Regions from separate parts of the Mus musculus genome. Here region 2 is linked to region 1. A link is a contact called in ENCODE Hi-C or POLR2A ChIA-PET data. All regions are on one chromosome and are shown on one strand. Each heading gives the region's core, a stretch centred on a gene start or an enhancer-like site at or near the end of the contact. The rest is flanking DNA. Distances are from core to core; before and after follow the strand shown.

Region 1 (2,781 bases), core at 153-2,652:
GGGCTGCATACCACCCTGCAGTGACATACACGAAGAAACAGAGAGTAAATACCTGGACGTTGCTGTCACAACTAAGCGTGCGACCAATGGATTTGTCTTGCCAAATAGACTGTGGGCCAGTTTGGGTGCTTTCCAAGAAGTGTTTGAGTTGCTCGCGGAGCAGCCCATACAAGGGCTGTGCTTTAAGGATGACATAGCAATCTGTGCTGGATTGAAGAAAACAGGGAAACAACCGCAGAGCAATGGTTCTCAGCCGACATTTTCAGAAGCACTATTTAACTGCAGGAGTCAATCAGTTTAGCCACCACTTAAGACAATCTGGGCTCTGTATTTTTTTACAAGACAGAATGATATAAAACACTGAAACCAAAAAGCATATTTCTTTTTTGCCAGTTGAAGGCTGAAAGCGTTTTAACTGACACAGAGTGGATCCCTTAAAAAGGCAAGCGACCTAGCAGATTCTTTTTAAAAGATATACATGTTGTTAAGTGTCTGTAAGGACGTATTGTGTGCATGATGTGTGTGTGTGTGTGTGTGTGTGTGTGTGTGTGTGTGTGTGTGTGGTATGCAAATACATGCAGGTGCCTGCAGAGGCTAAAAGAGGGCTTCCTGCCCCTGGAGCTGAGTTTCAGGTGACTGTGAGTCACCTTGAATGGGAGCTGGGAACTGAACTTGGGTGGTCTGCAAAATCCGCATGCACTCTTACTGAGCCACCTCTCCAGCTCCTGTATCTCCGCGTCAGTGACTGTAAACCTTTGTGGAATAGATGACGTTGGTGCTGACACCTTTGCGGTTTTGGCACTCTCCCAGCATAGTTCATGAATTTGAGCATGATGCCACCATGATCACATGAGAAAATTCTAGAAAAACTCTAGGAAGAGCTCGAAAGGAAAGCCATGATTTTTTTTTATTATGTCTTTTCATTTGAATTTCCATTTTTTTCCTGATACTGGGTTATTGAATGTTTGACTTCCATAATTTTTCTGGTCATAGCATTTAAGGTATTATTAAAATTATAAACACATTAGTCACAAGTCGCAAAATTAGATTTTTGCCTAATAACGAAATGATTGTTTTGTGTTTATGAATACAAAGGCTACATTTTAAAAATAGATGCAATCTTATTTTTGTGATTTTTCTTCTTAGATGTGATTTGGACCCCGTGGAACACTTTTAGAGTGCCAGATTATTTCATATGGGGAATGACTATTTTCGTTTGCCATCTCAAAGACAGTCTTGGAGCTAGCAATCTGGGAGTAATTGCAATATGGAATAAAAAAAAAATATCTTGCGGCAGCAAGTGAAATGGACACATCTCTTCAGCCATGTGATAGCTGATTTATCTCATGCACTGCCTCAGACATCAGGAACCTTGGAAGGACTCCTGGTGTTGAAGGATAAGGCAGAGGAGTATTCTAGAGAACTAGAGTTTATTTTGGCTTCAAAGCTGGTTACTATTCTCAGAGACAGAAAACTGGGCAATAGCAAGCTGTAGCAGAAGGACGGCTTCAACAAATGAGCTTGATACATTGTTTTAGGAATCCCTCCCAGGGCCATGTCACAGTGCCTCATTGCTTTACATACGGTATCAATTGCATCTTATTTATGCGACCTGCTTTCCTCGAAAATGTCAAGGATCAGCTGCATTGACACATGTCATCAATCTCAACTCGAGGGCTCTTCGTTCAATCACCCAGTAAAACATTTCACCACTGTGCCTTCCTATACAAGTGACCTCTTGTGTGTAACTGGTCCTCTGGTGCTAGCCAACTGAAGGTTTGATTTACTTAACATGGCTCCAACAGTTCTCAACATCCCTTGCAGTTGAACCGTGGACAGATATCGTCGTGACCAGGCTTTTGGGCCATGAGCAAAGGATTCTCTTGTCATCCGTGGTGTTTTATTTTCTTGGTTTGTTTTTTTAACGTGTATTTAATGCATGTATGTCTGTGTGCCGTGTGCATGCACTTCCCGAAGAGGTCAGAAGAGGGCACTAGAGCCCCTGGATTCACATGCCATGTGAGTGCTGGGAATTGAACCCAGGTCCTCTGGAAGAACAGCTAGTGCTCCTAACCACTGAGCCATCTTCCCAGCTCCTGGTTTGATTCCCTTTTTCTTCTTTCCTCCGTGTGAAGACATGATTAAAAAAAAAATCATTTTGGTGGCAGAGAGAACAACAGCCACCAACACCTTCAACAGCGACCAAGCCTACTGACATCTTGGATTTCCCAGCCTCCAGAACTTTGAGAAAGCAAGTTTCTGGTTTTATTTATTTATTTATTTATTTATTTAGGTTTTTTCAAGACAGGGTTTCTCTGTGTATCTCTGGCTGTCCTGGAACTCACTCTGTAGACCAGGCTGGCCTTGAACTCAGAAATCCGACTACCTCTGCCTCCCGAGTGCTGGGATAAAAGACGTGCGCCACCACTCCCGGCGGTTCTGGTTTTTATAAATGATCCAGTCATTAGCATTTAGTTATAGTAGCACAAGCAGACTAAGGACTACCAGTTAGAACCAGTATAACATTGGCTTTTGCTATGAATAAATACCAAATCCCAATAGTATAGCAGAGTGAAAGTTTCTTTCCTGATCACAAAGTGATTATTGCAAGCTTAAGATCTCTCCAGGGACACACTCCTTGGTGTGTCCACACAAAGACAGCAGCTCCCCCTTGTCAAAAAGGTTATGACCAAAAGGAAGTCAGTTATGATAACCCTGTTTAGTTTTCAACTACTTCACACCAAGACTACCGGGGGTGCCAGAAGTTCTCTGCCATGCTTC
Region 2 (2,781 bases), core at 93-2,592, 44 kb before region 1:
ACTGGTGCGCTCAGGAAACTTGGCTGGGGGACTGCCACAGGTTTGAAGGGCCTGTGTAAACTAGAGAGCCAAACATCGCTATCTCCCCTCCCCCCAAAATTAAAAGCACCATTAAGAAGGACATAGTTTAAAGCACCATTTCACACAGAAGTTAAGTCTCCAACTTCTTTACTTACTAAAATCTAAGTGTGGCCAGATTATCCATTCTACTCAAAGCGAAATTAGCAACTGTTTTAAAAGACAGCTCCCAACTTTAGGTCGGTAAGTACAAGACATGTCAACGTCACTAGCTATATATAAAAGACATCTTTGCTTTGTAAGTAAAGCTATTCACACATCCTCAGAGTCTCCTAAAAAACTTCAGACCCATGGGTCGTAAGGAGCTCCACGTATCAACTTTCCTAGAAATTACCTCACAAAAATCTGAGCTTCAACACTAACAATGTATCTTCCGTCTTCTAGTGAGCTAATAATATTATTGCTAGCTTGCAAATGGGCTTATAACTGTATCTGAAATGGAACCCTTGATCTAAGACTGATTGAGAACGATCTGTGTTATATGAAAAAGAGATGGCACTGGCCCAGTTAGACAGCCACAGCCCCCAGTATATCCCGTTTATAAGCCCAAATCTCTAGAGATCAAACAAGATTCGAAGGAAGAAGAGCAGAGCGAGGTGGTCAAGCAGGGATCCCTCAAAGGCAACTTCACACGATCTTGAAGGGACCGGCGTGTGCAGTTCCTTTTAGAAACCAGAAAGGGGCTCGGGGGAAAGACGCCGTAAGGCAGCGACAGGCAGGACACGCGTTCTCCCTGAGCTGGGATGGGGAAGGGAGCGGCTGGGGTGGTGGGGGAAGCGGGACGGGTCAGGAGCTGCCGGGGTCTGGCCGCCCGCGAGGGCTGGCGGGCCACGCGGGGAGGGAGAGCAGGGCTGGGGTGCAGGGCCCGCGGGCGGGGCGCGTCAGGCGCGGTGGCACGTGTGCGCGGGTCGGCGGCGAGGCAACCGGCGCCGCCGCCGCTGCACGGGCCGGAAGGGCCGGGGCCGGGCGGGAGGCGCGCACGTGGGCTGCGGGGCCGCTGTCCGCCAGCCGGGCCGACCCGCGCCGCTCGGCCGGCCGGCCGACGAGCGCCCAGGGCCAGCCGGCCGGCCGCGGAGGAGAAGGATCGGCGCGCCGGGGCCGCCGATTCGCTTACCTCCGCCTGTTTCCGGACCACATTGTCGGGGCTGAGCAGGTTTCCCAGGAGCAGGTAGAACTGTTGCTGCTCCGCCGCGGCCGCCGCCATTGCGCTAGGCGTGAGAGAGAGAAGGAGGGAGCTGTGAGGCGCGCTGGCGGGCCGGCGGGAGGGTTGGGGGCGGGCCCAGCGCGGCGACCGGCACCAGCGGCGGCGCGGGGATGAGGGGCCGGGCGAGAAGGGCGGGGCCGAGGGGGCCGAGGGAGGACGGGGCGGGGCCTCGCGCCCTCTCACCCGGCCGCGGCCGCCGACGCCGGCGTCCCATTGGCTCGCGGCGCGGGGGGCGTGCCCGAGGCCGCCCCCCCTCGAGGGCCACGCCGATTGGTCACGCACCCTGCGGTGTCGTCACTCCAGCGCGCGCCGGGAGGCGGGGCTGGCGGGCGTGTGTGGCGGCCAGAGGGCCGCTGTTAGGACGAGGTTGGGGTTCCCGGGGCGCGGGTTGGGAGGAGCCGATCCGGCTGGGCCGCCGCGAGGGGCGTGAGGCCGGGCCCGGAGGAGGGGCCAGCTCCTGAGCGCGGGAGATTTCGGCGCCGCGGGCTGGCTGGACTCCCTTTCCCTGCCGCCCGCCGCGTAGCCGCGCCTTAGGGCTTTGGGGCCCCGGGACCCCCCTCCCTAACCCCATCCCAATCCCCCCAGCAGCGAGCACACACGCATACACACACCCGCCTCTGCAGACCCCTCCATCTGTCTGGCCCTGTGGTGTCGTGTCGTCCCCCTCAGCCTGTGACTCAGGCGGTCCCTACCCTCCTCTGTCCTGTGACTCACGTCCAGGGACTGTCCCGGAAGAGGGGTTGCTCATCACGGACTCTTCCCCCCTGCACCTCTCCGTCCCGGATCAAATCACGCACGCTCCCCACCCGGGAACTGCCACCCATCCTGGTGTTTGGAGCTTCCTTGCTCTCTAAGGATGGGAGAAGTCATGAGCCACTCCCTAACGTGGTCGATCCATTGATAGTTGATGCGTGCCAGCATGGAGGGGACCAGAGGCTGCCTCCCTCTCACCTCCTAAACTCTAGTGCTTAAACACCAGCGTTGGCCCATCTTTCTATCTGGGACTGCCTAAACAGGAGAGAGCAGAGCTCAAACTGAAACACTTTGAGAATCATGTCCTATTCAGAATCATGTCTAATGTCCACAGACTCAAATGCTCATATCAAAAGAAAAAAATAATGTATGAAATGGTCCTACACTGAAAAAAAAAAAAAAACAATGTGGCCCAAGAATGAAAGAGCATCCCCAGTTGGAAACTAGTTCTACAAAATAGATGCGCTGGCCTCCAGAAAAGCAGAACGTAATCAGGGTTGCAGCTACACCTATAGAGGGGAGACCTTTCTCCACAATTCAGATTCTGTTGTAAAAATCTTGACTGGCTCTCAGCTCCCAAGTTTATCCCAGCTCCTGTTTGCCCAGACTCAGTTAAAAGCCTACTGTGTGTCCAAAGCATTGCCCAAGTTGAGGATGACAGCAGGTGAAAAGGGGGATGTATGTCTTGTGTCAAAAGGACTCGACTACTTCCTAAGGAATAGGTTTCCACAGCCTGAGGCCTGTAA

What was found. A loop is a pair of places that touch in the nucleus more often than their neighbours do. ChIA-PET counts read pairs that join two places held with the same protein, here RNA polymerase II (POLR2A).
Region 2: a map of left cerebral cortex shows a loop between it and region 1 (2.0-fold over the local background). The contact joins the promoter of Ipo5 here to the enhancer-like site in region 1. A Hi-C loop is called at or near these places in 2 of 37 maps with a recorded cell type or tissue (heart and left cerebral cortex). POLR2A ChIA-PET finds 5 or more read pairs at or near these places in 4 of 5 experiments (Patski and embryonic stem cell).

The regions. Positions count from the first base shown.
Region 1 is chr14:120,865,970-120,868,750 of GRCm38, reverse strand. No RefSeq gene overlaps it. Among named protein-coding and RNA genes, the nearest start is that of Gm52124, 16 kb to the right of the region's middle. Within about 2 kb of position 1,402, at least 2 of the 3 ENCODE cell types and tissues checked have a DNase peak (open chromatin) inside an H3K27ac peak, as active enhancers do; they include left cerebral cortex, where a contact is called at or near this core.
Region 2 is chr14:120,909,755-120,912,535 of GRCm38, reverse strand. It overlaps Ipo5 (importin 5), which reads right to left and starts at 1,342. Exons shown (of 26, transcript NM_023579.4): 1 at 1,193-1,342. The coding sequence starts at 1,282.